Regions from separate parts of the Homo sapiens genome. Here all the other regions are linked to region 1. Evidence: chromatin contacts called from ENCODE Hi-C or POLR2A ChIA-PET data. All regions are on one chromosome and are shown on one strand. The core of a region is the stretch at or near the end of the contact, and the rest is flanking DNA. Distances in the headings are between cores, read along the strand shown.

Evidence for each region. Hi-C counts contacts between places; a loop is a spot of excess contacts on that map. ChIA-PET counts read pairs that join two places held with the same protein, here RNA polymerase II (POLR2A). Pooled maps may share reads with other maps.
Region 2: a pooled map shows a loop between it and region 1 (13-fold over the local background). The contact joins two enhancer-like sites. A Hi-C loop is called at or near these places in 3 of 37 single-sample maps with no recorded cell type and 7 of 50 pooled maps.
Region 3: a loop to region 1 is called in a map with no recorded cell type, with 3 times the contacts of the local background. The contact joins two enhancer-like sites. A Hi-C loop is called at or near these places in 2 of 37 single-sample maps with no recorded cell type and 3 of 50 pooled maps.
Region 4: a loop to region 1 is called in a map of B cell, with 31 times the contacts of the local background. The contact joins the promoter of STK17A here to the enhancer-like site in region 1. A Hi-C loop is called at or near these places in 1 of 168 maps with a recorded cell type or tissue (B cell), 9 of 37 single-sample maps with no recorded cell type and 10 of 50 pooled maps.
Region 5: a loop to region 1 is called in a map of naive thymus-derived CD4-positive, alpha-beta T cell, with 10 times the contacts of the local background. The contact joins two enhancer-like sites. A Hi-C loop is called at or near these places in 1 of 168 maps with a recorded cell type or tissue (naive thymus-derived CD4-positive, alpha-beta T cell), 15 of 37 single-sample maps with no recorded cell type and 12 of 50 pooled maps. POLR2A ChIA-PET finds 5 or more read pairs at or near these places in 1 of 52 experiments (activated CD4-positive, alpha-beta T cell).
Region 6: a pooled map shows a loop between it and region 1 (3-fold over the local background). The contact joins two enhancer-like sites. A Hi-C loop is called at or near these places in 2 of 37 single-sample maps with no recorded cell type and 3 of 50 pooled maps.
Region 7: a map of B cell shows a loop between it and region 1 (24-fold over the local background). The contact joins the promoter of CDK13-DT here to the enhancer-like site in region 1. A Hi-C loop is called at or near these places in 1 of 168 maps with a recorded cell type or tissue (B cell), 7 of 37 single-sample maps with no recorded cell type and 11 of 50 pooled maps.

Annotation. Positions count from the first base shown.
Region 1 is chr7:41,880,165-41,884,383 of GRCh38, forward strand. No RefSeq gene overlaps it. Among named protein-coding and RNA genes, the nearest start is that of INHBA, 180 kb to the left of the region's middle. RefSeq lists an enhancer at 1,275-1,824. Within about 2 kb of position 1,572, at least 12 of the 41 ENCODE cell types and tissues checked have a DNase peak (open chromatin) inside an H3K27ac peak, as active enhancers do; they include B cell, where a contact is called at or near this core.
Region 2 is chr7:43,667,604-43,671,775 of GRCh38, forward strand. All of the region lies in intron 1 of COA1 (cytochrome c oxidase assembly factor 1), which reads right to left. Among named protein-coding and RNA genes, the nearest start is that of COA1, 60 kb to the right of the region's middle. RefSeq lists a silencer at 2,250-2,299. Within about 2 kb of position 2,293, at least 4 of the 41 ENCODE cell types and tissues checked have a DNase peak (open chromatin) inside an H3K27ac peak, as active enhancers do.
Region 3 is chr7:40,468,104-40,471,989 of GRCh38, forward strand. All of the region lies in intron 11 of SUGCT (succinyl-CoA:glutarate-CoA transferase), which reads left to right. Among named protein-coding and RNA genes, the nearest start is that of SUGCT-AS1, 77 kb to the right of the region's middle. Within about 2 kb of position 2,093, at least 4 of the 41 ENCODE cell types and tissues checked have a DNase peak (open chromatin) inside an H3K27ac peak, as active enhancers do.
Region 4 is chr7:43,580,749-43,584,533 of GRCh38, forward strand. STK17A (serine/threonine kinase 17a) reads left to right here and starts at 2,360. Exons shown (of 7, transcript NM_004760.3): 1 at 2,360-2,701. The coding sequence starts at 2,496. RefSeq lists a silencer at 1,980-2,759 and enhancers at 3,160-3,209, 3,340-3,449.
Region 5 is chr7:43,647,516-43,651,107 of GRCh38, forward strand. COA1 (cytochrome c oxidase assembly factor 1) reads right to left here. Exons shown (of 6, transcript NM_018224.4): 2 at 1,085-1,137; 3 at 20-119. The coding sequence starts at 1,099. Among named protein-coding and RNA genes, the nearest start is that of STK17A, 66 kb to the left of the region's middle. RefSeq lists enhancers at 1-156, 455-749, 1,019-1,880, 2,523-2,612. Within about 2 kb of position 1,381, at least 40 of the 41 ENCODE cell types and tissues checked have a DNase peak (open chromatin) inside an H3K27ac peak, as active enhancers do.
Region 6 is chr7:40,231,990-40,236,027 of GRCh38, forward strand. The region is part of intron 6 of SUGCT (succinyl-CoA:glutarate-CoA transferase); the gene reads left to right. Among named protein-coding and RNA genes, the nearest start is that of SUGCT, 99 kb to the left of the region's middle. Within about 2 kb of position 2,207, at least 5 of the 41 ENCODE cell types and tissues checked have a DNase peak (open chromatin) inside an H3K27ac peak, as active enhancers do.
Region 7 is chr7:39,947,484-39,951,455 of GRCh38, forward strand. CDK13-DT (CDK13 divergent transcript) reads right to left here and starts at 1,936. Exons shown (of 1, transcript NR_158201.1): 1 at 38-1,936. It overlaps CDK13 (cyclin dependent kinase 13), which reads left to right and starts at 2,773. Exons shown (of 14, transcript NM_003718.5): 1 at 2,773-3,972. The coding sequence starts at 3,159. RefSeq lists enhancers at 1,011-1,200, 1,222-2,141, 1,331-1,380, 1,641-1,770, 1,841-2,090 and 2 more and silencers at 2,331-2,560, 3,351-3,640, 3,711-3,770.

The sequences.
Region 1 (4,219 bases), core at 322-2,821:
AGATGGGGCAAAGCAGGAATGTCAGGAATTGCAGGCATGAGAATGGAGGTGGCTGGAGATATTCCATAACCAGACCAGACAGACACTGCAGAGCACCGTGTGACATAGACTGGGGAGAAACCAGAAGGTCGGGGGAAGGGAAAAGCAAAGTCCAGAGGCCTGGACAGAGTCCAGACCAACATCCTTCCTGCTGCAGAGCTTTAGGTGGTGGACCCACAGTGGGATGTCTCATGGATGCCTTTCACAACACGGATTTGGCACTCACTCTTTGTCAAGAAAGGGGCCAGGCACCAGGGGTATATGCCAGATTTCCCACTGATGGTTGAGCTCCAGGCCCTATAAGCCTACAAAGGCTGGCTCAAGGAGGCCAGCTGTGAACACTCATGGCCCTGCAGTCTACCCTATGCCAACTCTAATGCTGGCAGGTTTTCACCTCACCTGCATTATTTTCTGCCTTTGCTGTATTTTGAAAGACAAACAGAAGATTATCTAACAAATACTGAAGTAGTCATTGGGATTACAGGGATCCACATGGTCAAAGGAGGTGAGGGGCGAACAATGAAGCTGTGTGTCCCAGGAGCTGTCAGTGTGCACATGGCTGGTCTATAGCATGAGAAAGGTAGGAGGAGGGCAGTGGATGTCAGTTTATGAAGGATAAAGGTTGTCAAAGTATTCCAATTAGGGGGCCGTCACCTACTAGCCTTCTGCTTTAAGAAGACCAGCCTGGCCAGGCGTAATGGTTCATGCCTGTAATCCCAGCACTTTGGAAGGCCAAGGCAGGTGGATCACCTGAGGTCAGGAGTTTGAGACCAGCCTGGCCAACATGGTGAAACCCTGTCTCTACTAAAAATACAAAAAATTAGCGGGTGTGATGGTGGATGCCTGTAATCCCAGCTATCTGGAAAGCTGAGGCAGGAGAATCACTTGAACCTGGGAGGCAGATGTTGCAGTGAGCCGAGATAGAGCCACTGCACTCTAGCCTGGGCAACAAGAGTGAAACTCCGTCTCAATTTAGAAAAAAGAGAAGACCAGGCTGACTACAACCCCAGGGACAGTCAGTGGCTTACACAGATCTTCTGGAACCTGATGTTATACAATTTGAGGAGCCCTTCTTAAGCAAAAAAATTCAAAACCAAGAATATATAATTAGGTATAAAACTGAACAGTTATTTAGAATGAGAAGATAAACCTCAAAAAAAATAGAACTTTAGAATGATGATAAATACCACAACCATAGGTTAAAACATGAGAATTCCAATAAATCTCTTTTGCAGAATTCTCATCAAGGAGGAAAGGAAAATGTATGAGGCCTGTATAATTGTATACACAGCATGGCGTGCTATATTCCTGAAAGGAGACAACTTCTGTTTTGACTAGCTGTCATTGAAAACAAAGTCCTCTGCTTACGATTTTACATATCTGACTTTGGAAGAATTTTCCAGAGACCAGCTTCCTGCTTTGTATATTTCAAACTTTGCTTCTCCTTGATTCTGCATAAACGTCTGGTGTCAGATGCTGCAGGACAAATTCATATCACCAGATGACGTTTGACCCTCCACTTCCTGTCACGAGGCTGGGTGCGTCAGTGCAGGGGGCCGTAGGAGTATTCCTAGAAGCCGTTCCTACACCAGGATGACTAGTAATAACTTAACTGCATTCAGAAACAACTACCAACCACAAAAATATCCCCTACTGAACCCAAACTAAATATATTCGCAACTCAACTTCCTTTTAGCTGGGGCCCCAAAGTGCTGGTGACGACGCTGACACCCTAACAGTAGGTGCACAGAGGGGAAGTCGAAACAGAAAGGGGAAGCAGTCTTAACCAATTATGGCTAAATATAGCTCACTTTTAATACATTTTACAAAAATATATGACCATGTGAACACATTGCAAGGTCTTCCCCCAGCTCTTGTAAGGGACCGTGCAAGTGAGGCCCTGAGCTGAAGTTTATTAGTTTATTAGCTAACAGGTAGATCTTTCTCTGAGGACTCACAGATCTATCTGGTGGTCTGACTGCAGCTGAGGACCCCAATCTGGAGTAATAGTAAATAGCTGTAGAAGCCAAGGATCAGAGGCGAGGCAATGCCATTGTAGTGGAAGGGATACATTCGAATGGTAATTAGCAGGTGGAACCAAGATGATTACAGTTTGGAAGAGGACAGAGTTAAAAATGTGGCACCATCTAGTCTGGCACTTGCCCCTCTTAATTTATCCAAAACATTGAACAACACTTAATAACTTGTGCCAGGCATAGTGCTTGCTGCCAAGCAGAGGGGAGGGTGTGTGACCTGGGCTGTGAACTCATACTGGCCGGCTCGCTGTAGCGTCCCCTGCCAGCCTCAGCTCCAGAGGATGTCTGTTTCTCCTCTACTCAGTCAGCAAGGGATCTTTCTCTTTGTTCTTACGAATGAGGCCACCCATTAAGATGTGTCTAGATACTTTGGCTCCCAGGTCACACCCAACTATTGCCTCTTTTTGATCCAATATATACTTTTTCCGTAAACTGGTCAAAACCCATACTTACACAGAGATGGAAAGAGGAGTATAATTTCAAATTGCAAGGGGAAGCTGGATATAACTCAGTTTTTAAATCTCGAATGTATATATTTTTGGCCTGATTTCCCACTCTGAACCCCCAAATCAGTAAAATCACAAGGTGAATGCAAACAGGAAAGAGAAAGGAGAAAACATGTCTGCCAGCCCATAGATATGACCCTGGGGCCCTGGGGGAAAAGAGAAAGCAGGCACTTTCCCATCATTACGGCTGCACCACCGCAGTAATGATGCCCTGAGAACATGAAAGCCAGCAGTAGGGGAAACCCCACCAAACATTTGAGATCCGCAGTCTAGGGATTACTCCCCGCCAGGCACTCGATCTTTGCACAAATCTTACAGCTAACGTGCTCCTTTCACAGGAAGCCTTTACTGCTTCTCAAATAATCCCGAAAGGAGAGTTGCTGGATGTCCCATAATGAATAAAACTGCTGATAGGAATGGAAAAAGTTTATGAAGGATTTGTAAACCCAAAATACCATATGTGGAGTCAGAACGTTTTATTTATACCTTTGCCTGATACTTTGCCCGCGCATACAGGATTATGGAAGAAATATATGGCCGCCTGCTGGCCCAGAATTCTCTCAGGCCATCCCCACCGGCCTGCAGGGAGCGCCGCTGACCCTGGGCCAAACGTCCTGTAGCACAAAATTCCTTTCCAAGTTGAAAGGAAAAGTAATAGAGAGTAGAATTTAAAACAGCAAACATAGGCCCGTATATTTTGTTTCTGTTTCACTCTACAAATAAAAATAAACCTAAATGGCCTCTTTTGGCATAAGATTATAGGTTAAAAAATAAATCCACAGCATATTATATAATAAGATAAGAATAATTAAGACCAATATATTTCCTTTTAAGAAACTTGATGGATAACCTTTAAGATGTTTTGAAGGTTGTGTTCAGGCCACACACATGATAGGCAATATTTTATCTTTCTTTTTTACAAAGAAAGAAAGCTAATTTTGCTTAAAATAGTAGGAGGTCTATGGGTCTTGCCTTTACCAAAGAAATAAACTTTGTTAATCACACAAAATCATCTCTAACTATTTCAAGGAAATTAGAACAAAAGCCAAACAGGGAGGTCTGTATGCACATCCATTTGCAATGTCTGTGGACAGGGAGAAGGAGCTCAGTGGATCCTTGGTAGAAATAGAATCTTGTTTGCTGACTTTCTGTGATTCCAGAGCTCCTGTGGAACCCAGAGGCTGGGCGGGGTGAGGGGGATATAAAATCTACAAGGAACACAGAATTCAATTCCAGTCTGGGTTTTACCCCTACTTCTATTCAGTAGTCTATATGGGGCTTTGACCTCAGCAGATTTTCATTCCTTGAGCCCTCTTTTCCGTGACTGTGGAAATAGAATGAATGGGCTGCATGCAGCCAGCCTCCAGGAACAGGGAAAAGAGGGTCCTTCTCCTTCAGGAGTATCCCCTCCACTAAGAAGGGTGTAGAAGGAGCAGAAAATGTCCCACACTCCGAAGCTCTGCTACCACGTGGCCCTCCTTTTGGGGAGGAGCATGGTTGGAATGAGAGCGAGGTAAGAAGGTGAGACTGTCTACCATGAGCCAGCAATGTCACAGCTGTTTATCAGACATGCTGTCTGTTTTAATCCTTGTCACCGCCCCATGAGGCGGGCATTATCGCATCAATGTGAAGTGAACA
Region 2 (4,172 bases), core at 1,043-3,542, 1.8 Mb after region 1:
TTTATAATCAAGCCATATTAAGAACTTTAACAGATGTTCTCAAATGCAGATTCTTAATAGCCTTGAAGATTGTTAACACTGGAATAGAGGAAGAACATACAGGACTCAAAGAACTGACATGTTCACAAATATCAAGCAAAACAAGAGCTAATTAAATGGACTGGACTCAGAAAGTTAAAGCCACCTTTTTGACTTTCGCTTGCAATATTGCTGATCCTTGTTTTGTTTTTCAGAGTCCAGGAAACTTATTTTAACTATTTATGGCCTTTAATAATTGAATAAGGTATGCTCCTGTGAACAAAATTTGGAGCATGTTTCTTTTTCTCTGCCTGGTTCCTCCAGAATTTGGAAACTATCTGTGAGTACTCTTAACTTACAGCAATATAATTGTTTCCATCAGTGCAATAAGAATCCATTTTTCTTTGTCGACAGGACACAATTGGTAAAACTGGTTATTTTACCAAGGCTTTGACTGAAAGGGTGTGTTTCCCTTTAAGGAATCAAGCTTGACATGCAGAGCCAATAAAAGCCCCTTGGGGAGTACTGGCCTCATACCTTGTCTACACAGTCCATGAACAGAGATCTTAACCTGTCGTCAGTAAAGAATGTCACTTTCTAACAGGTCCAGCAGCTCCAAGTTTATCTTGGGACCTCAAGAGGAGATCACCCAACTCACAGGTATTTGAGGATACAAACCCATGTGGATGGCTGGGCTCAGCTTTAAAGGTCTTATCTGAGATTCCTGTGGAACAGAGTTCCATCAAAGCCAATCCAAAAGGCCTATGTAGAAATAACCACTCTTGCTGCACTTTATGCAAATAATCAGGCCAAGTATAAGACTAAAATTTATTCTACAAACAACACACACGGTCCTATCATAATTTGTTTTTACAAAAAATGAGGACTGGAGAGAGAAATTGTGCTCCAAAGCTTATCATACATTTGTCATTAAATCCTAGTCTAATTGTTTTTAAGCTTTTTGCCTACATTTTAGACTAACCCTGCTTATTCCTGTGAATCAAGTGGCGATCTCCTACAGCTTGGATGAAACAAAATGGGATGGATAACATAAAAATCTGGATCAATATGCTGGTTCTGGGCAATTATCCTGCAAATTCTGCCAGGTAATGAAAGTGAGTAGGGTGCCCATAACCCTGAGGTTTCTTTGTTTGGGAAATAAAACCAAGGAACTTCATAAATCCCCAAATATCTTGGCAAGTAAAATTTTAGATGAAAATTATCTACTATACCACACTTGTGGGAACTGCTATACTCACTCTACTATTTGCAATAGGGTTATACAGAGTAGCACCTTCTAACTGAAATATTGGACAGAGAACTTATGTCTTGTATTAATATTTGGACCCTGTATACTCAATACTATAACTTGAATTGTTTCCTCTCACCTAGAAGCAATCAAACTCCAAATAGTGCTGCAAACTAAACCACACAGGAACACACCTTTCTTCCAAGGACCCTTAGATCAACCCCAGGAGAAGCCCTAGCTGCTGTTCCCCATTCGATGCCCCTTCTCAGCAGGAAATAGCCAGAAAGAGTCATCACCCAAAACCCCTTAAGAGCAGTTATGGTGACATCTCCACATGGGGGGATGTTATAGGAGTTTATTAAGAAATTATTTTAGGCAGCTAGGAAAAGGGGTCCTTGGGGAAGTTTTCATTTCCTTTAAAGCGGCTCCAGAAACGTTTCTTGTCTAGCAAACCCCAGCTCTTAGAGCCGAGTCAGCAACCTTTGATATGCAAATACAGGCCATTAGAAACTGGGTCCACCCAAACATGGTGATTCCTGCCACCTTCTTCCCCTCGCCTCACAGGTGCCTGGCAACACGGCCGCCCCCACATATCCCCATATGTGTAGAGCATCATGGCACCCTGCATTTGCATATTAAAAAGCTAGGGTGGGAGGGCCAGTTTTTTCCGCGGGCTACGTGAGTGACATGCCTGGTCAAACCAATCCCCTGAGCGCTATGCAAATCAGGCACCACCTCCTCTAGCCTCCTCATATAAGCAGCCACTTTTCTGACGCACACAGGGTTTTCTCTTTGTTCGAATCGCCCCCTCCCTTTATCTTTGTACAGGGGAGCTGTTTTCTTCTTCCTTCCTTCTTTCTTGCCTATTAAACTTTTCACTCCTTAAAACCAAAAAAAAATTAAAAAAAAAAAACCATCACATCAAATAACTTTACCCTACCCAGGACTTGCCCAGGTTTCTGTTCTTGGGTTAAAATTTAAAATATTGGTTCACTCCCTGACGGAAACAGATGAGAGAGGTGCTCAGTGACTCATTATGGACAGAATGAGGGCTGAAATTACTTGAGTGAGGAAGGAAAGGAAAGCGGGGCCCTGGCTGAGGTTAAGTACCAAATAGAAATCTGGGCTGAAGCAGGGAGACTTAGCTTGAGATTCTAGATAAAAAAAGAAGTGTAACCTAGAGTAACACAAATATAAAGGATTCCACTCTTATTTCCAAACTATTGTAACAGCTCTGAATAACATGGATATTTTAAAGGTTTATGCATATATTAATGGATGTGTATAAAACATTCAGGCCAGGCACAGTGGTTCACGCCTGTAATCCCAGCACTTTGGGAGGCCGAGGCAGAAGGATCACTTGAGATCAGGAGTTCAAGACCAGCCTGGCCAACATGGTGAAACATGATCTCTACTAAAAATACAGAAAAAAATTAACTGGGTGTGGTGGTGGGTACCTGTAGTCCCAGCTATTTGGGAGACTAAGGCAGAAGAATCACCTGAACCTGGGAGGCAGAGGCTGCAGTGAGCCGAGACTGCACCACTGCACTACAGCCTGAGCAACAGGGTGAGACTTGGTCTAAAAAAAAAAAAATTTTCATCATAAACTCAGTCCCCAAAAGTAATTAATCTATTTATTCATTCATCACATACCCACTAAACACGTACTATATCTAGATGGGAGAGACTGGCAAAGACAGACCTTGACCTGAAGAAGTGTTTAGCCTAGTCGGGTAGATTACACATGCATATAAAAATATTAACTATAGACATGGCAGGAAGAGCTAAATGCACTAAAAGAGACATAGAGGGCTATGTGAAGAAAACAATGTAATGCCCACAAACATATACTTTTATCCTTCTCTAATTAATGTTCCCAAGTGTTTTATATTCTTCACATATCTTTTCATTCTCCACTAAAATGTAATCTGCAAGGTCAAGGGAGTCTCTCTCTTGTTTACTGCCATAACTCTGCAAGCTAAGGTAGTGCCTGGCTCACAGGATGTGTTTCATAATCATTTCTCCAATAAATTATCAGTAAATTTATTAAAATTAAAACTGCCATTTAAAAACATCTGATGAGAGTTCAGAAGTAAACCCTTTTATCCAAGGTCATTTGATTTTCAACAGGAGTACCAAGACAATAAAATAGAGAAAGAATGAATAGTCTTTTCAACATATGATGCTGAGACAACTGGATATCCACATGCAAAATAATAAATGAAGTTGGAACCCTTCCTAACACCATACACAAAAATCAACTGAAAATGAATCACAGACCTACATGTAAGCACTAAATTCTAAAACTCCTAGAAGAAACATGAGAATAAGTCTTCATTAGCTTGGATTAGACAATCGTTCCTTGATATAACACCAAAAGCACAAGTGACAAAAAACAAATAGATAAATTGGACTTTAACAACATTAAAAATACTTGTGACACCATGAAGAAAGTGAAAACAACCCACAGAAACGGAAAAAAAAAAAGCAAATCATATATTTGGCAATGGACTTGTATCTAGAATACATATAAAGAACTATTGTTAACTCAATAATTAAAAGACAACCCAATTAAAAATGAACAAAGAATCCCATTTATAATGGCCACGAAAAAATAAAGAAGGTATCTAGGAATATATCTAATGAAGGAGGTTAAAGTCTCTACAAGGAGAACTACAAAACATACTGCTCAAAGAAATCAGAGATGACACAAACAAATGGAAAAACACTCCATGCTCATGGCTGCAGGCCATGAGATAAATATTTTTCTACAACGAGAAAAAATATTTGCAAACTACGTGATATGGTTTGGCTGTGTCTCCACCCAAAACCTCATCTTGGACTGTAATACACATGTGTCAAGGGCAAGACCAGGTGGAGGTAATCAGATCACAGGGCAGTTTCC
Region 3 (3,886 bases), core at 843-3,342, 1.4 Mb before region 1:
GTCTGTACTTTCATAAAGAATGAAACACTTTTTGCGTGTTCCTTAATTGCTACCCTGTGTTAATAGCCTCCACGAAAAGCTTCAGCCCATATCTTTAAGCACTTTAGTAAAATACACCCATGACTTCTCCTGTGCCATTTTTATGTGTACGTTTTTCACTGTTTTATTTGGTATCTCTAGCCTTCCTGAAAACTGTTTGACTTTTCAGTTAAGTAATATCTGTAATTTCCTTATTTTTTATTTTCTCATGTTTAATTTCTAACATCTGTGTCACCTTCCTTGGCCTTTCCCCCTTTCCTAAATCCTCAATTTTATTCCTCCCTCCTTCCTTTTTTGGCCTACCCCATCTTTCTGCCCCTACTCTGCTTTTCACACTTTGAACTGTTTTAAAATTAAACAATAAATGGGTATTATGTAGTACAGTCTTAATTGGATTTCACTTATTTGCATGAAGGCTTTATTGAGCACAAGTTTTCTTAGAGAACAGGGAGGATTTTTATCAGTGGTTACCTATGTAATACAGTTTAGAAGGCATGGAAGGAAACTTTATTCCATGAAAGATAATTCTTCCTTACACATAGTTTGCTGATTTCAGAGGTTTTACCATTAAAGATTTTGTGGGGGAGTGGGGGTGGGTTAAAAGTCTGTATACTCTTAAGTTTCAAACAGCGCAGGGAGGGTTAAAGCTTGAACTCTGATTCCTTAGTGTAAATACATTTTCCCAGATCTTTGCCTCAGTTTAGATTTTAATGTGGAGAAAACAGAGGAATCTTCCAAACACTGGCTGCCTAAGGTAAGTGAAGAGGGACAAAATGAGAAGCTGAGAGCAGTTAGGAGCCCCAGAGATGAAGATCCCCTTCCTGACACATTTGCCAAGGGCTGAGAGGTTATGGAAGTGTCTTTTAAATCCGATGAATTCCACCTTTCCCTCAACCTGGCAACCATCCACTCTCCCATATCTACATGTTTTTAATATACATAGAGAAACTTATTGTTTTCACCCTCTGAAACTTTTTGAGTTGGTTTAATATTCTTTTTTCCATATGATCACATTTTAAAATCTCTTCTGCCAACTTTTTTTTCTGACTTCTATTAATGTCTTATGAGGCTGCATTTCATAAGCTTTATATGTATCCTCAACCTACATATTTAGTTTATTGTAACCTCCTCCCAACCCCTCATAATTCTTTGAATCATATCATGGCATTCACTGTAGAGGGGCTAATTTGGATAAATGGATCTGATGTTTGGTGAGGGTCACATTTGTTTTCTTATGCATTCCTTGGCAGTGCTGCCATTATCAGCTAATAGATGGTCCCTTGTAAAATGTCTATATTTTATGTGGTACATTTTCTGAATGTTGGTTATTTGGAGATAGATTTAAGTGGCTGTGTTTTGTTACTATAAAATCAGCCCGGAGGGTAAAAGAAAGAAAGAAACACAGCTCTGGAAAGCATCCCTTTGGCTTAGAGAATGCAAAGGGAACCACTGCAACTCCAGGCAATCTCCTCGTGACCAGGGCTTTTTCCACCCTGTTAGGAGAATTCTTTGTGACTGAGAATCAAATGATGTCTAAAGACTTAAAAGTGAGTCAGTATGGAATGGAATGTCATCTCAGTTTTTTTTTTCCAAGAGGGCTATAAACCATTCCACACTACCTTTTAGGAGGAAGAATTAGGTGGTGGTTGTGGGATATTTATATGTTTGTATACGGAGGGGATGATGGTGATGGGAGGGAGTCCAGTAAACTCTATTTCCCTGGATAAAACATTTAATACCCTCGTTTCTCCTTTGGAACTTAATGTGTATTTTTAGATTTATAGAATGTTAGAGTCCTAAACACTTGGGGAGCTGGATAGAAGTTTGGATATCATCAAATTTAACCCCTTCCTAAATGTGAGAACTTAGAATTAATAGTATCACGGGCCAAAGATCCCTTGAAACGTGGTGGAAGACTCCACAAGTCAATGCTAAAGGCCTTCTTTTTTGGGAGGGGGAAGGTACAGCTCTCCAGACTTTTCTGGCTGACCTTATTTCGCTCTTGACTTTGGAAATGGATGGAGAATCTGGAGTTTGACTCAGTCAAATCTGGTTTGCTCCTCGGACTCCCTGACTCATCCCTGTCCTGCCCAATTTCCTGCTTGCCTTTGGGTCAGACTGAGTTCTGCTCTGTACTTTGCCCACTTGGGTTCTATTCTTATCTCCTCTTAGCTTTGGCTCTCCAGCATGGACTTTGCTTGAGTCTTTGATCTTGCATCAACTGATGTTTCTAGTAAGGGCCGACACCACCTCTCTCCCAGTGCTGACAGATGACATCCCTGCTGAGTCCCGATTTCCACCAGCTGTTTAGCGTTCTGGATCATTCCCTGTTGACCAGCTGCTTCTGGCCATCCTCACCTGGACAATCTGCAGTAGTTTTGGCATGTTGCTCACTGCTTCCATTGGCTGACGGTACCTACCTTAGTTCTAGTTTGTCATGTTTTCCCCAGTTCACACAGCTCATTGATGAGGCTCAGATTGCTATCTTCTGATTATCAATGTCTTTTCCATAGCACTCACGGAATAATTGCTTATTCTCCTTTTCTCTAACTACACATTTTATGTTTACAATATTCCTGGCTAGGAAAAGAAACTAAGTGAACAGTCTCTCTCTCTCTCTCTCTCTCTCTCTCTCTCTGTCTTTCTCTCTCTGTCACACATACACAGAATCATATGTACACAACTTAAATCTCTAAATTTATAAATTTACATTTTCCTTTTTAAATGATTTTTCTTTCCTCTATTGTGAATTGTTTTTCTTTTCTCATTTGCTAACTTTGGAAAGAGAAAAAATCCAGACATTGGAATGTCTGAGTTTATTTAAGTCTCAGTACTCTGTTCAATTTAATGAACGGAAACAAAAAAGGAACATCAAAATGCTGGCCTGGATCTTTGTGGCTCCAGGATTGGCCCTTTTTGGTGGCCATTGATAGATAATGTATTTGAAAAATAGGAGTAATTGTTGGTTTCAACTTACTTTTTAAACACATCAAAATATACAAATATATTCTAAAACACAGAAATTTGGAATTATGAGAAAGTGAGAGAAATTGTGAAAAACATAATTGTATATAATTTAACATTCTGTTATCTAAAATAGAGGATAAAATGGGTCTCTGAATGCACACTAACAAGCACAGGTTGTTTACTTAAATGGTTACATTTCTTAGACTAAAAAAAGTACTAAAATACTAAATATAAAATTAAAATAATAATATTTAAAATAAAAATTTTAAACTGTATATAAGTTATAGAGTTAAGCATCTGACCAAATATGAAATCAATGTACTTGCCTATATAATTCAAAATGTAATGAAGAAGAGATTATATGCATGGTTAACAGCAGCAATGAAATACAACATATCTAGGGATAACAGTAACAAGATGTGTATGGGGCTTACATACAAAAAACCTATACAACTTTCTTGGCTAGGAAGACTAAATATTATAGTGAAGATGTAAAATTTTCTCATATTAACTTTCACAAAATTCAAAACACCATTTCAAGAGGATTATCTTCAGAATTTAACAAATTCTAAAGTTTATCTTCAAGTATACATGAAATTGTTTTTTAAGTACTGGAGATAACAATCCCTGCTATATGGTAGAACAATTCTAATGTTAAAGCAACATAAATAAATTGAAAATATAAGGTGGGAAATATATTTCCAAGAATAACTGCAGATAATAGTAGTTATTTTACAAAGAGACTATTAAAATAGGTCAGTAAAAAATTATAACAACCTCAATGTATTAACTTGAAATACTTCACAAAAACTGAAAACGTAAGGTCAAATTCATGTATGAAAAGTATTGTCTTACTAGAAATTAAATATAACCAAATAAA
Region 4 (3,785 bases), core at 1,110-3,609, 1.7 Mb after region 1:
TAATTTTATTGTTGCTCATTTGCAGATTATATCTCTGTTTTCTTTGCTGATTTTAAACCTTTTCTTTTTGATTTTGTTTCTCAGTAGTTTACAATGTGCCTAGACATGGTTTTCTTTGCTTGAAATCCTGCTCTATGTTCATAATGTTTCTTGACTCTGAGAATTGTTGTTCATTAGTTTTAAAAAATTTCCAGCCGTTATCTTTTCAAATACTGCTTCTTTTCCTTTTTTCTCTCACCTCTCTTCCTGATATTCCAATTACGTGTGTGTTAGAATGTTTTACCACATATCACATGTGTCATAGTCTCCTTTCTGAGACCTTATCTCTTTTATAGAAAGTTCTTTCATATCTCTTGTATGTCATTTTTCATATTTTGTTTTGCTTATTAGCTTCACTAATTCTTGCTTAAGTTGTATCTCATCTGTTATTAAGCCCATAATTCTGTAGTAGTTTTAGTTAGTGTGTTTTTTTCTCCAATTCCAAAATTCCATTGTATTCTTCTTTGGAGTTTCCAGTTCTCTGCTGAAAACTCTTTATCTTGCAATTTAATTTCTTGAAGATATTTAACAGAATTATTTTAAAATCTGTCTTTAAACTTTAATATCTGGATCTTCTGTGTGTTTATTTCTGTTTTCTTTTTCCCTTAGTTTTTAAGACAATTCTGTGTCCTTTGTTTAAATTAAGTTTCAGACATGGTGTATAAAATATTATATGGGTAATGTGTTGCTCTGAATGATGCTTTTTTTCCCCAGAGAGAATATTTACTGTTGCCATTTGAAGCTGGTTTTCAGCCCTTGGGTCTATTTCCCGTTCATCCACACCCCTAGGGTATAGCTCTTCGGAGTCCCAGCTGAAAGCCTAGTTGCTTACCAGCCCCTCATCATAAATAGGTCCTAAACTCCAATTTTTTTTTTGTCTCCCCAACCCCATGAGATGACTGAAAGCTCTGCTTACTTTCTCACTCTTTCAGCCATGGCTTTAAAATCATCAAATACCTCATGGGAAAAGTGGTGGCTTTCTGAGCTGCCTATCTTTCCAGGATTTCAGTCATCCAAGTCCTTGCTGGGAGAGGAAATTTTTAACTTTTGTCAACTTTTCTATTTTTTCTTAGTGAGAATATTGAACACAAATAAACTAGTATATCAGTGCCAGAAGCAAAACTCCACTGAGACAGTCTGAGTAGAGCAGTGGTGTGATTTGGTTTCGATTTTTAAAAGATCACTCTCATTGCCTTGAAAATGAACTATGCGACATTAGGGAGAAAGAAGGATGGAAGCAGGTGGTCCAGTTAGTAAACTATCACAATAATCCAGGTAAGAGATAACGATGGCTCAGGCCATGGTGGTAAGGTGGAAATAGAGAGAAGTGATCAAACGCCGCATCTAGTTTGAAGGAAAAGACAAGAGGGTTTACTGACAAACTGGAGATGAGCATGAGAGAGGAATCAATGCTCATCCCAAGATTTTTGGCCTGAACAGCTAGAAGGAAGGAGATGAAGAAAACTGAGACGGGGAAAGCTGGGTAGGAGTGCATTCATGAAGACCAATCAGCAACTTACTTTTGTGTATGTTAAGTCTGAGATGCTAATTTGACATGTAAGTGGAGATGCCAAATGCATAGTCAAATACACCAGTCTGAAGTTCAGGGAATATTTGGAAGCTAGAGATACAAATTCTGTAGTCATGAGCATATAGATGGTAATTAAAGTCGTAAGACCGGATGAGAGGACCTCGAAAGTAAATATAGAGACGACTACAGACAATATAATAGTGTCTATTTCATAGGGCCGGTGTGCAGGGTTAATAATATTTATACAACTCTGCCTCCAGACCCCTCTCCCAGTGTACGGAGATCAGGATCTCATCACCCCTCCCCACCACGTGAAGTCCTGCTTACAGCTCAAATGCCTTTTATTAACCGAAGTGCCTCCAGACCCCTCCCCTCCTCACCACGTGAAGTCCCGCTTACAGCTCAAATGCCTTTTATTAACCGAAGGTCAGCTTTTGTGACTCTCAGACGCTCAACAGGTGCGCAACTCTGCTAACGCAGTAGGCTGTCCTGGCCAAAGGGTGGTGCTGTGAGTCGCCTCCAGCCTCCGGGCCGTCCCGAAAGCTGCACCTTCTCCCCCTGAGCTGCAGAGGGCGCGCGTGAGGCATCGGGCGCTCAGGACCCCGCGGGAGCTCAGCGAGGGGGCGGGCGGCCACGGAGTGAGGCCGGGGCGGGGTCGGGCGCGGGGCGGACGTGGGGAGGGGTTGGCCGGGGCCAGAAGCAGGGTGCAGGGCAGGCGCGGGGCGGTCACGGGGGCGGGGCCGGTCGCGGGGCGCGGGGCGGGCCCGAGCTACCGGTAGTCTGCCTGCCGCAGTCCGAGCGCCGCGCTGGGGAGAGCGGGTGTTTGAAGGCTCCGCGGACCGGCACTAGGAGCCGGGGGCGGGTCCGTGACCCTCCGGCTGCTCGGAGTGAACAGGCGGCCAGGAAAGAAGCGGGCCTGAACACCATGATCCCTTTGGAGAAGCCAGGCAGCGGCGGCTCCTCCCCAGGCGCCACCTCAGGCTCGGGCCGGGCAGGCCGGGGTCTGAGCGGGCCGTGCCGGCCGCCGCCGCCGCCCCAGGCCCGCGGGCTGCTGACAGAGATACGCGCCGTGGTGCGCACCGAGCCCTTCCAGGACGGCTACAGCCTGTGCCCGGGCCGGGAGCTGGGCAGGTGAGGACGGGCGGGGCCCGGCGCGGAACCTTCCCGGACGCGCGGGGCGGGACGTGGGCGCCGATAAGTGCCGGCGCCGCGGCGGCGAGGCTGAAGTGGCGTTGCTGCTGCCGATAACGCGCGTTGTGACTTGGCACAAACTTGGGTGCCGACGGCAAGTAGGGCAGCCGAGTCGCACCAGCGCCCCCTCCACGCGCCGCGCCCAGCAAGCGAGTGGTGGTAACTCGATGGCGGTCCCGGAGGCGCGGACACTTTCCTCAGCCCTTTCGTTCTCTGTGGCGTTTCGAATGGCTATTTAACGAGAGAAGGTGCGGGCCGCGCTCTGCCTTTCACCCCGAGCAGCGGGTCTGAAAACCAGAGGTCTGTGGAGCCGACTTTGCATTTTTCCTTCAACTCTTGCGACTTTCTTGGTCTGCCTGTGTGGTTTTAATAAAATACAGCATCCGTTGTGACCGCTTCCTTTGCACCGGCGCTCTGTTACCTTGTGTCGGTCTTCTGCTGAATTCATTTTCGTTTTCTTGGTTGGTTTTCTGCCGTTTTAGTTCTAAAGCATTTAGGTCCCTTTGCTTCGAGTTTAGATTGGTTTCTTTCGTGGGCGCTTGGCCCTTTTCTCGCTTTTTACTTTGCTGGGAACCGATTCTTGCCTTCTCCCCCCACCCCACGCTAGCCCACCCTTTTTTTGTGGGAGTAGAGAGAGCTTACAACTTGGTCTGTAAAGTTGCAGGTGCAGGCTGTTCGGATGCTTTACATTTTGTATGCTGAAGAGGGGTGATCGAGTGATTTTTGTGGGGTTTGGCGACTCTTCCTTGAGAACAGTTTGAAGAAGTTGTTAAATACTCTGGCTTTGGGGGCAGACCTGAGTTCATATTCGTGCCCTTCTTGCTGTGTTTGCCTTTGGAGGGGTTAGACTCTCCAGCCTCACTTTCCTCATCCGTAAAATCGTATAATGATGACAGTACCTACCTCAGAGGTGGCCTGAAGATGCCATGCTTGTCAAGCGCATACCACTGGGCTTGCCACATGGCGTTCAGTAAATGTTCGCATTATTGCCAGCATTTGTCATGGTTGCAAAATAGCACCATGT
Region 5 (3,592 bases), core at 131-2,630, 1.8 Mb after region 1:
CGGCTAGCAGGATACTTACTTTGAATGAGGTAATACACAATGGCAAAGCCCCCGGCATAGAACACACCGTGGAAAAGGATCCTTGCTCCCAGAGGCATTGACCGCCTGCTTCCTGCATACTTAAAAACAAAAGATACAAATTTATTGTAGGATTCCCAGTTTTGTGCCAAGGGGATTTGCCCGGCTTGGACCCCTAAAGGAAAGAAGCATTAAGGAAGCCAGAAAGGAGGCCAGACCGCCCTCCCTCATTTGCTTCCTTTCCAAATGCCAGGGTTGGTTCTGAAGCCAAACTGAGTGCCCTCCTGAGGGTGCCCTCTCGAGAGTGGCCCATGTCCAGGACCCATGCTGTGGGGGCCCTGCCACCCCCAGCCAGCCCAGCACAGAGCGAGCATTCAGCCCACCATCCTGACAGACACAGCCCAGACTGTGTGCCAAGCCCCGCATGGCCAGGAAGCACAACCACTTTGTCTCAGGCCAACTGGTAAACAGGAAGCTTATCCTTTGTGGCAATGGCTGGTCCTGTAAGCCTGCGAATGGGCTGGAGCTGTCACTGGCTCCTTTCATATTTTGAAAAATGCACCACCCTTGGGATGAGGAAACTCTGGTTATGACTCAGGCTGAATGAACAGATGGAGGGATGCCAGCTCGGTAAATACAGCATACCATCCATCCACTCTTATAATATGTAAGAGTATCAAAATGAGTGTAAAGTTAATTACAGTAATGTGATCTGGGAAAAGTCATTTAGTTCTCATAATGAAAACGGTCAGAGCATCTCTGAAGAATGTATTAGTCAGATCTTGCTTAATTTGAAGAGAGCTCAACAGGGTGAGGCAGCCAGACTGGGTTATGGAGAGGTTCCCAGAGTGTTACAGCTTCCAACGCCAGCATGAGACACGAGAGAAAGACAGAGTGGGAAACAATGCAGAAAATGCCCATCCCTCCTGTGAAGTTAAAGCACAAGTGAACCCTAAAGACCAGGAGAAGCCCATAACTATTCAGGGAGTGACTTTCTTCTATTGTCTAACTCGAGAATACCCTGGCAGGTTCTAGTGGGGAACTTGGCCCTGGAACATTCCATTACCTTTTGCCACATCATAGCACAACTCTCTTGAAAATCATCAAAGGCAAGTTGTCCTGCAATTAGAAAAGATTTTACATTAAAATCATATTTTTAAAGCCCAGTTCTCTCTAGTCTCATACAGCCAAGATTTATTACCAACCCAAGCTTTAGAACACGAACAAGAAGTTAAAATTAAACTCTAAAACAAGCCTTGTCTGTGAAAGGCCCTGGTTTTTCCCCCTTCTGCTGCCAAATTAGGAAGAAAAAACAAAGCCTGCGGGTTTCCTGTCTGTGTCCTATGTAGTTTTTGTTACAGCAACCAAAGAACCGGTGTGCACAAGGGAGAACCGCAGACAGCAAGTGCTTTGACCACAGCACAAACACAGGGCCAATCAACAGGAGGCTGGACCTGCAGAAGCAAGATGCTAGCAATAAAAGCTGTACGTGACAGAGTGAAAACAGCACTTCAGAGTTAAAAAGAAACAATAGTACAGTAAACTTATACATGGACTTTAACAATATTGATAATACCTAATACTTCTGTCTCTGACTATTATGTGTCTTGTACTATTCTAAGCACTTTATATAATTCATTTAATTCTCACAACCCTTTGAAGTAGGAACTATTATCATCACGCTCATTTTGCAGATGAGTAAACTGAGGCACAGAAAGGTTAAGTAACATGCCCAAAGGTGCACTAATAAGTGAATAAGTGGTAGAACTGGGATTCAAATTCATGCAGTCTGGCTCCAGCATCTGCTCTTTCAACCACTGTGGTACACGAGCTTTAAGATATCTAATTAAAGCAATATTGAAATGTGAAAACAAACAGTGTCTCTGAGCTAAAATATATTCTTACTGTTCAGTGTAAAAGTCCTTGGCAGGCATGCCTTTCCTGCTATTTTTCCAGACAAGGTGGATACATATTTGTACCTTCATTCCTTCTTTTGTTTAGCAAACGGTTACTGAGGGTCTGATCTGGTCAGACAGTAAGAATATAAAAACAGTATCAAGATATAAGGAATTTTCCTTGGTCCTGAGGGGAATACAGACAATTAAACAAATAATTATAACATAGATCTATCACATGCAACTGCACGGCTATGCACTGCACAACCCTTGTAGGGCACCATGCACATTAGAGAAATCAAAGATTTGTATCTTTATTAAGACAGTTTGCCAACAGTTGGAAGTACTATAAAGTATCTTGAAGAAGGGATGGGGATGGTTGTCTTTTTCTAATTTGCACAAAGGTGCCTTTGGGCTAGCAGCAGCCTGGTTAGTGCAACCAGACATATGCACCAAGAGAGGAAGTAACACTCAGGAAGTGGTCAACCTTGCTGCAGGGCATCAGCGGAGGTTTCACAGAGGAAGTTTACCTTGAGAAGAGAAAGGTGAAAAGAGCAGAACAGCTTCAAATCCAGGAAATGACAAACAAAGGCAGAGTGAGCAGAAACAAGAACTGCTGAAGTGTAAAGCGCAGGAGAGAAGCCACAGGAAGCATGTCCAGAAATGGAGGGGTGAGAGCATAGTGGGTGATTACTGCTAAGAAAGACCCTCGACCCTGAGCTGTCGGACTCTGCAGATGAGGGGCTACAGAAAAATCTCTCTGGGACAGGGGTGGGCAGATGGGGGAGAGAAGGCAATGCAGCAGGACTGCCAGAGGACACCAAAGCCCAGAGCTAAGACCAAGGTAGCAAGTGTGCCGCAAAAGGGTGGTTTCTTAAAATACTTAGGATGGGTCTTATTTATTTACTTATTTTTATACTTGCTCATTCCAAAAAGGATGATGGAGCTAACAAAGATACATACTTTAGAAGAAAAGAAAATAGGTAAGGAAATGAAGATAAATGAAAAATAATATTCAGAAAAGAAATAAGGCTGAAATAAAGTTAGAGCACAATAGGACATACTGTCATTCACTAGGCATTTCCTCAAGGTGCCACATATTTGACACGGCTTCCTATCTGCTCAATAGACAGGGAAGCTTGAGGAGCTACAAGGTCCAGAGTGTCCGTGGGGAAAGGCAAACCTGCCGCTGAGTTGGAAGACAACAGCTGCTAACACACGAAGCCTCAGAAAGCCCTCGCCAGGACTCAGAGATTCTCTCGAGTGACTCGTGTGGCAAACATCCTGTATTAAAAACAAGATAACAAAAATAAAAAGTTCCCAACTTCCAAATGACTATGTTTTATAACATCCAACTCTGAAAGCCACATTCATACTCCCCCACCACCAAAAAAAAAAAAAAACAGAAGAATTATTTTACAAGCAGCCGAAAGAGTGAGGACTCAAGAGTGCTCAGGCAGTGAGGATCAACCAAGTCTCCCCAGAGCCCTTCCACGTCAAAGCAGGGGTTGGGGTGTGAGTGGTGGGCAGGAAATGGGTTCAGGGGTCAGTGGGGGGCAGCAGGGGCTCCTTTTCAACTAGCTTCAGTTTACCTGCCCCTTCAGCTGCCTTTCAAAGAGTGTTAGGTAGCCCCCGACCTCACAAAAAAACAAATATTCAAAAAGGCACTGTAGAGGAAT
Region 6 (4,038 bases), core at 957-3,456, 1.6 Mb before region 1:
ACTTGGGAGGCTGAGGCAGGTGGATTGCTTCAACCCAGGAGTTTGAGGCTTCAGTGAGCTAAGATCACACCACTACCCTCCAGCCTGGGTAATAGAACAAGATCCTGTCTCAATCAATCAATCAGTCAATCACTGTGATCACAAGAGTCAAAAATGAGGTAGGGAGAGCAGAAACAGGTGGCTAATGGAATAGTCTAGATGAGAGATACTTTATTTTGTTCTCTTTTTTCCTTTTATTATCAAGTGAAAGCCTCATCCTGAGTCTCTTGGTTGCTTGGAAGCCTCAAAGCTGTCCTTGAACAGATCCCTGTCGGGAGAGTTGTTTTGATAATTGAGGTTCTCCAGGCCTAGAGCAGTGATGACCTACTGAAGGTCGTTAACCTGACTCTTAACCCAGGGCAACAGGGGTTAATGAGTGGGGTTCTAAGAGTATGAGCATGTATTCAATTACTTTCTTCTGAGGAGAGTTCATAGCTTCTTACCAGTTTGTCAAAGGGACCTGTGACCTCCAAAAGTATAACCATTAACAAGACAGTGTGTTGAGCACTGATGGGAGAGAGGGAAAACACAAAGTCAGACATAATTAAGAAGAAAAATGGGGTAGGCAGGCCAGATCATATGGCACTCAGGGAAAATATTAAGAGATAATAAATCTTTTCCCCTTAGCTTCCTCCCTGTACGTTTTTACCAACGTCTAGAAATTCACGTTTTGCTTTCAGTGTCCATAAATGCCACAAGATGGCGAGGTTGCTCCTTAAAATGAATGTGAATTACCAAGTGGAAGAGAGGGAGAAAGAGAAAGAAAATGTGTGTTGGGTATTCCTCTCTGATTTTCCATAACTTCCCTGATTTTTCTTAGCTCTTTACTTGAATATAAAGTAGAATCGATATGCATACATTTTTCCTCTTTAATTTAGATTTTAATCATAGTTGTTTTTGGAATTGTAAAGCTAAAAATAAAATTTAAAGGAACTATCTGGATCCCAGGCTTAACATTTTTTCTACCTCTTCATTAAATTATTAATGAATAATTTCATTCTGCACATCACCAACAGAGTAATCTTAGTAAAATACCATTTTGATGTTCATTCTCTGCTTTAAAATTTTATTTATTTATTCTCATAAAATTTATTCATAGTACTGGTAGTCAGTATTTAAATAGTTACAAGTATAAGGTGAAAATGTGGAATAATTTTTGACTCCTATTATGGAATATATATGTTTATTATTATTATTATTATTATTTTTGAGATGGAGTCTTGCCCTGTCGCCCAGGCTGGAGTGCAATGGCACGATCTCAGCTCACTGCAAGCTCTGCCTCCCGGGTTCAAGCAATTCTCCTGCCTCAGCCTCCCAAGTAGCTGGGATTACAGGCATGCGCCACCATGCCTGGCTAATTTTTTGTATCTTTAGTAGAGACAGGGTTACACCATGTTGGACAGGCTTGTCTTGAGCTCCTGACCTAGTGATCCACCCACCCCGGCCTCCCAAAGTGCTGGGATTACAGGCGAGAGCCACGTTTATTATTATTATTGTCAGCTTCTTCGCTATTATGAACAAGTGCAAGATTCCACGTACAAAATATCTTAATTTTTATGGTTTATTAAACAACATAATTTAAATGCTTAGATGTCTATTGTCATCATTTGACATACCTCAGGGTAGTTTTCTTTTTGTTATTCTCAACATTTTGTAGAAAAGGTAAGCTAATATATTATTTATACATTGATTAATGCATCTTTAGTAATTATGTATATTTAGCTCTTGATATAAAATTCATTTTGCTTGTGTTATCTAATCAAATTAAATCCTCATAAGAAATCTATGAGATAAATGTGAATATTGCCATTTTACAGATGAAGACATTGAGGCTTAGGAAGATTGAATGAATTGTCAAAGATTTAATAGTTGGCAGAACTATAATTTGAATCCAGATTTTTTTTAATCCTAAAACTCCCCTTTTTCCCTATACTTTACTGCTTCCAATGAGAGCAACTATTCCTTTTCTCTTTAATAGAAATACTTAGAAGTTGTAATTTAAAGTAATTAGGATATTTGTGTCTCTCCCTTGTTCTAAGCTGAACAAAAAGAGAATTTTTCCTGCAGGCCTTTATTTAGAAGAGTCCTTTTAGAGTTGCACTGATGGTGAGGGACCTGGGTTTGTCCCATTTGAGGGATTTGGGCTCCTGGCCAGAAGCACCTGATTTTCCGAACCTAGAGTTAACTGAAACTTAATTTCTTTTGTTGACTTCCTGCTGAGATAACAGGTGGTTCACAGTGCACAGGCCTTCCTGCCGATGGTGGCAGCTTCTTTCTGTTCCTGGAGACTTGTTTTGTGCTGGGGACTACCAGTGGTTTGAAAACCATTGCTTTGAAGGCTGGAATCCCGGGCCAGGGTGCCCTCTACAGCAGCACACTACCTGCCCTGGAACTCATTCTCTAAAACTTGGCGTTATTTCTGCACAGAGAATGTTGGCTTATAGTTTATTTCTCTTTATTTGCTTCATATCCCATTTTTGTTCTTCTAAAGACTGAGAAAGTAATAGTTAAGAATTTATACATTTTGTTATTGATATTGGGAGATAAAACTGTAATTTACCTGAATCAAGACGTTTGGGTTTTTCAGTATGGTTTTATGTGGCCGGGCGTGGTAGCTCATGCCCAATCTCAGCACTTCGGGAGACTGAGGCTGGTGGATCACTTGAGCTCAGAAGTTCAAAACCAGCCTGGGCAACATAGTGAAATCCCATCCCTACCCAAAATGCAAAAATTAGCTGGGTGTAGTGGTGTGTGCCTGTAGTCCCAGCTACTGGGGAGGCTGAGGGGGGAGAATTGCTGGAACACAGTCAGTCGAGGTTGCGGTGAGCCCCGACGGTGCCACTGCGCTCCGGTCTGGGTGACAGAGTGAGACCCAGTTTCAAAAAAAAGAAAAAAGAAAAAAAAAAGAAAAAGATAATGGTTTTATTTTTTCTTCATGTAACAGTTCTAATTGAAAGATAGGCATAGTGGAAATAAAATTGACCATGAATAATTATTGAAGTTGACCGATGGGTTTATTATATATTCTATCTATTTTTATTTGAAATTTTCCAAGATAAAACATAAGCAGAGACATGTTTTAACACCTTTTTTTAATCATCAATAATTATAATCTTGAATTATTTTAATTCCTTCATATTAAGTGATAATTTTATCTGTGGAGTTTGTTTTACATACTCTTATTTGTGACAAAGATCATTTCTGGTGGCGAATGCATCTGGGTAGATTAATTGGTGATTATCACTCACTTTTGTGGTTTTATTTATTTACTTTTTATAGATTGTTTTTGAAAAAAATTTTTGTTATTTTTATTTTTTGAGACAGACTCTCACTCTATTGCCCAGGCTGGAGTGCAGTGGCATGAACTTGGCTCACTGCAACCTCCACCTCCTGGGTTCAAGCGATTCTCCTGTCTTAGCCTCCCAAGTAGCTGGACTACGGGCATGCACCACCACGCCTGGCTAATTTTTGTAATTTCAGTAGAGACGGGGTTTCACCATGTTGGCCAGGCTGGTTTCAAACTCCTGACCTCAAGTGATCTGCCTGCATTGATCTCTCAAAGTGCTGGGATTATAGGCGTGAGCCACCGCATCCAGCCAAAAAATTATTTTTATATAAAATATTTTTGCACTCATTCATTCCTTCAATAAATGTTATTGAACACTGTTCTAGAGGCTGGGGATACAGCAGTGAACCAAACAGAAAAACATTCTGGAGTATACACTTTAGTAGGGAGGAGACAAAATAAATCTAACAAATAATGGTATTGTGTTTCTATTGTGATAAGTGCTGTGGCAACATATATAATGAGGGTGCTCTTTTACAAAAGGTTGAGGGAGAGTCTTCCAGGTGGCTGGAGAAACAAGGCTTGCAGGCAACCCTTTCATGGCCTTCCTAAAGCAGCATATGCAGGGAATATCAGCAAGTAGCTGATGTGTATGGAAAGCTCTTCATTGGGTCACTCTGCTTGATATGAAGGATTTGGAGACAAATTTATGT
Region 7 (3,972 bases), core at 686-3,185, 1.9 Mb before region 1:
ACACACAAGCAGTAATAAACAAAAATATAGTCGTAAATGGGAATTTCAAATCTCTTTAATATTCAGGCAAGCAGACAGGCTTATAGAAACAGACGGCTTCTAATTCAAAGGTCCTTCCCATTTTTTGGAGTTTGAATCCTATTAGTTATTAGTGTTTCCAACCACGTGGGCAGGTATCTTGAGCTCAAAATGTTCATTCAACCTCCCCCACCAAAGGTAGAATCTTTGAGGAAACGTGGGTGGTAGAACCACAGTAAAAATATTTTAGTACATGTTTTTTGTTTGCACCCTGGATTGGGAACTATCCATTTACTTTTTTTCCCTTCTTCTCCATTTAATACACTTACACATGGGAATTATCCATTTACTATGGATCAAGTTTTCTTTGAAAATATATGATAGAAGATGACATTCTCAAGTGGAACTGGTTGTACACGAGGGGAGCTGCAAGCTAAACCTCTTATTTGCTCTCTTTGTTCTGTTATTCCAGTCTATCTAACGTAGGACGATGGAACAAGTTGATCCTACATGTTTCTGAAAAAGCCACTTGCTAAACAGTCTTTGGTAGGAGGCTGGCTACAGGACCTTCACTCAACAATACTGTCAACCAGAAATTTGTTTTAGGAACCCTGCCCCCTATTTTTCTATTCAGTTTCCCAATGCCCATCCCATGGTGTTGCCCACCCAGGCCTGCCCTCCTGGGAAATGCTCTGACTTTAAGATTACCTATTCCTTTGCCTCCTCCTTTATCCTTCAGCAAACCAACATCCTTTGTACTCGGTCAGTGAAGTCTGATCTTAGCTTAAATCAGGCCAGTCTGTGATACTGTGATGTCAAACTGATTAAAATAATTTACACTAAGGTATTAACGATGGATAGATACCAAGTGTTTAAGAACTAAACCAACTGATGATCTGAACAAATGAATTTTCAAAGGGGTTACTACATTTAGTCATTGAACAGACGGCTTAGCTTTTTCTTTTATTAGAGGCAGGGCCTCGCCCTGCTGATTGGCCAGGCTGGGGTGCTGTGGCACGGTCATGGCTCACTCCAGCCTCGAACTCTTGAGCTCCAGAGATCCTCCTGCCTCAGCCTCCGGAGTAGCTGGGACTACAGGCGTGTGCCACTGCACAGGGTTAGCTTGCGTTTCCAACCATTCTAAAAGCCAATAAGCCATTTACATTTTAATCTAATTATCCCGAGTGCTTAGTCTGTAACTGAAGGGCAATTCTAAGGCAAGAAATGAGATGTGAGGTCACTATATGGCTATGTTTGGCAACCCCAAAGGTTTAGATATGAAGGTGAAAGTGGGTGAAGTACTAAGAGGGCAGTCCTCATTCGCACAAGATGTTTTTATTTCAAGCCTCCTGAGAATTTGGAATTTTCAGTAGTTCCTTTTAACATTCCACTTATTTCCTGTATTGATTTAAAGCTTTAAAAATTTTTATTTTAAAGTAAATAGTGTTACCGAAGCTTGAGCTGTGATTCCCAAGTGTGTTTTTTAGGATAAGAAGGGGCCTCGCGGAAGTTGCGGTGAGCCGAGATCGCACCATTGCACTCCAGCCTGGGCAACGAGAGCGAAACTCAGTCTCAAAAAAAAAAAAAAAAAAAATGGGGCCTCGAACTTTGGCGTACGTGAGACAAGTTAAACCAACGCCATCTCCACCCTGTTTTGCGGGGTGTTTTCTCTCCTTTCGCAGCTGTTCCACTCCCAGGGCTTGACTGAAGGTACACGGGGGGTAACTGCCTACTCCAGAAGGCCACCAACAGCATTATTTCCCTCGCAGTCTCCAGAAACACTTGTTCTCACTGTGACCTTTCGCTCAACAGGCAGGCAGTGCGGCGTCTGCAGAGCCGGAACCGGCACTGCGCGCTGGACGCAAGCAACAAGCACGACAGGCGCGCCACCACGGGCAGAGTCTCAAGCAACAGCAGTGGGCGGCACACGAATCCTCTCCTTTCTTTAACCCTTCTTCACACGGAGTCCCACCCTCGCCGGAAGCCGAGCGGTTTCTACATCATGCCACTTCCGGTGCGGCCTGCCGGCCCCTGGCGGGAGCGAGCACGCCAGTGCGCGGTAACTTTGTTCCCGCCTCTCTTGCCCCGGCCACCTCTCATCTTCGGCTTTCTCTGAGCGTGAATTGCGGGCGCGCTCCCGGTCGTACGTCAGGGCTGAGGGGAAAAGCCGAAAGAGCGAGGCGAGAAGGAGGGGTTGTGGAGGTTAGGGCCCAACCAGCAAGTCCCGTTGCTCTCCCTCCTCCTGACGAGGAGCGGAGAGGGAAGGGGAGGAGCGAGCCGGGGCAGGCCGCGCACACCAGGAGCCTCCTCGTGGAGGGGGGGAGCGGAGGAAAGGGGTAGCTCCGCCACCTCTGCTGGCGGCGGCGGCGGCGGCGAAAGAAGAAGAAAGTCAGGGCCCGTACCTACCGCCACAGACTCAGAAACGCCCCTGCCCCCATCTCCCCGGAAATAGCCCCCCGCCCAGCCCCGCACAGTCGCTGCCCCAACCGAGAGCCGCAGCCCGGTCGCCCCCGCCTCGCCCCGCCCCGCTGCCCAGCCCCGCGGGCCGCAGAGTGCGCGAGGCCCTAGGCCGGGAGTTGTTGTCAGGCCCAGGCCACTTCCGAGGCGCCTGCGGTGTGTCGCCGCCACCACAGGAGGACGACGTCGACGCCGAGGAGGAGGCGGTGGAGGCGTGTTGTTGTCTCGCCCACTCCCCTCCCCTGAACTTGCACCCAACGTCAGGGCGCGATGGAGTGAAGCGGCGACGAAGGTGGTACTTCCGCGTTGCGCTGCCCGAGCCGAGAGCGCGGCCAAGGCCGCTCCCCCACCCCCGGGGGCACTTGGAGGACTCGGGACTCCCCCGCAGGTCAGCGCCCGGCGCATCTGGTGTTTTCGCTGCCGAGGATAGGACGACGAGCGCAATCGGGAGCTCCGCCGCCCGGATTCCTGCTTCCCTGGGGCCCGGAGGCTGCTGCGTACCCCACTGTGACCTGGAACCCAGGGACCCGAGTCCCGACCCGGATTATCGTGGCGCTTTTCCCGGCCGGCTCTGGTGCTCGGTGTCCCTCCGCCGCCGCTCCCGTTTCCGGCGGGGGAGATGGCCAGGATCTGACCCGGGAGGAGGCCGCACCCGCGCCGCGCTCTGCGGCTGGCTCTAGGCGATGCCGAGCAGCTCGGACACGGCGCTGGGGGGAGGCGGGGGCCTGAGCTGGGCGGAGAAGAAGTTGGAGGAACGCCGCAAGCGGAGGCGATTCCTGTCCCCTCAGCAGCCGCCGCTGCTGTTGCCGCTCCTGCAGCCGCAGCTCCTGCAACCGCCGCCGCCCCCGCCGCCTCTGCTCTTCCTGGCTGCTCCCGGCACGGCCGCCGCCGCAGCCGCCGCCGCCGCGGCCTCCTCCTCTTGCTTCAGCCCGGGCCCCCCTCTGGAGGTCAAGCGGCTGGCGAGAGGCAAGAGGCGCGCAGGAGGGCGGCAGAAGCGGCGTCGCGGGCCCCGCGCCGGGCAGGAGGCGGAGAAGCGTCGGGTCTTCTCGCTGCCCCAGCCGCAGCAGGACGGCGGTGGCGGTGCTAGTAGCGGCGGGGGTGTGACCCCGCTGGTGGAATACGAGGATGTGAGCTCCCAGTCCGAGCAGGGGCTGCTGCTGGGGGGGGCCAGCGCGGCAACGGCGGCGACGGCTGCCGGGGGAACGGGGGGCAGCGGCGGGAGTCCGGCCTCCTCCTCCGGCACCCAGCGGCGCGGGGAGGGGTCGGAGCGCAGGCCCCGCCGGGACCGCCGCAGCAGCAGTGGCCGCAGCAAGGAGCGCCACCGCGAGCACCGGCGGCGGGATGGGCAGCGCGGTGGCAGCGAGGCCTCCAAGTCCCGCAGCCGCCACAGCCACAGCGGCGAGGAACGGGCCGAGGTCGCCAAGAGCGGCAGCAGCAGCAGCAGCGGCGGCCGCCGGAAAAGCGCTTCGGCCACATCCAGCAGCAGTAGCAGCCGCA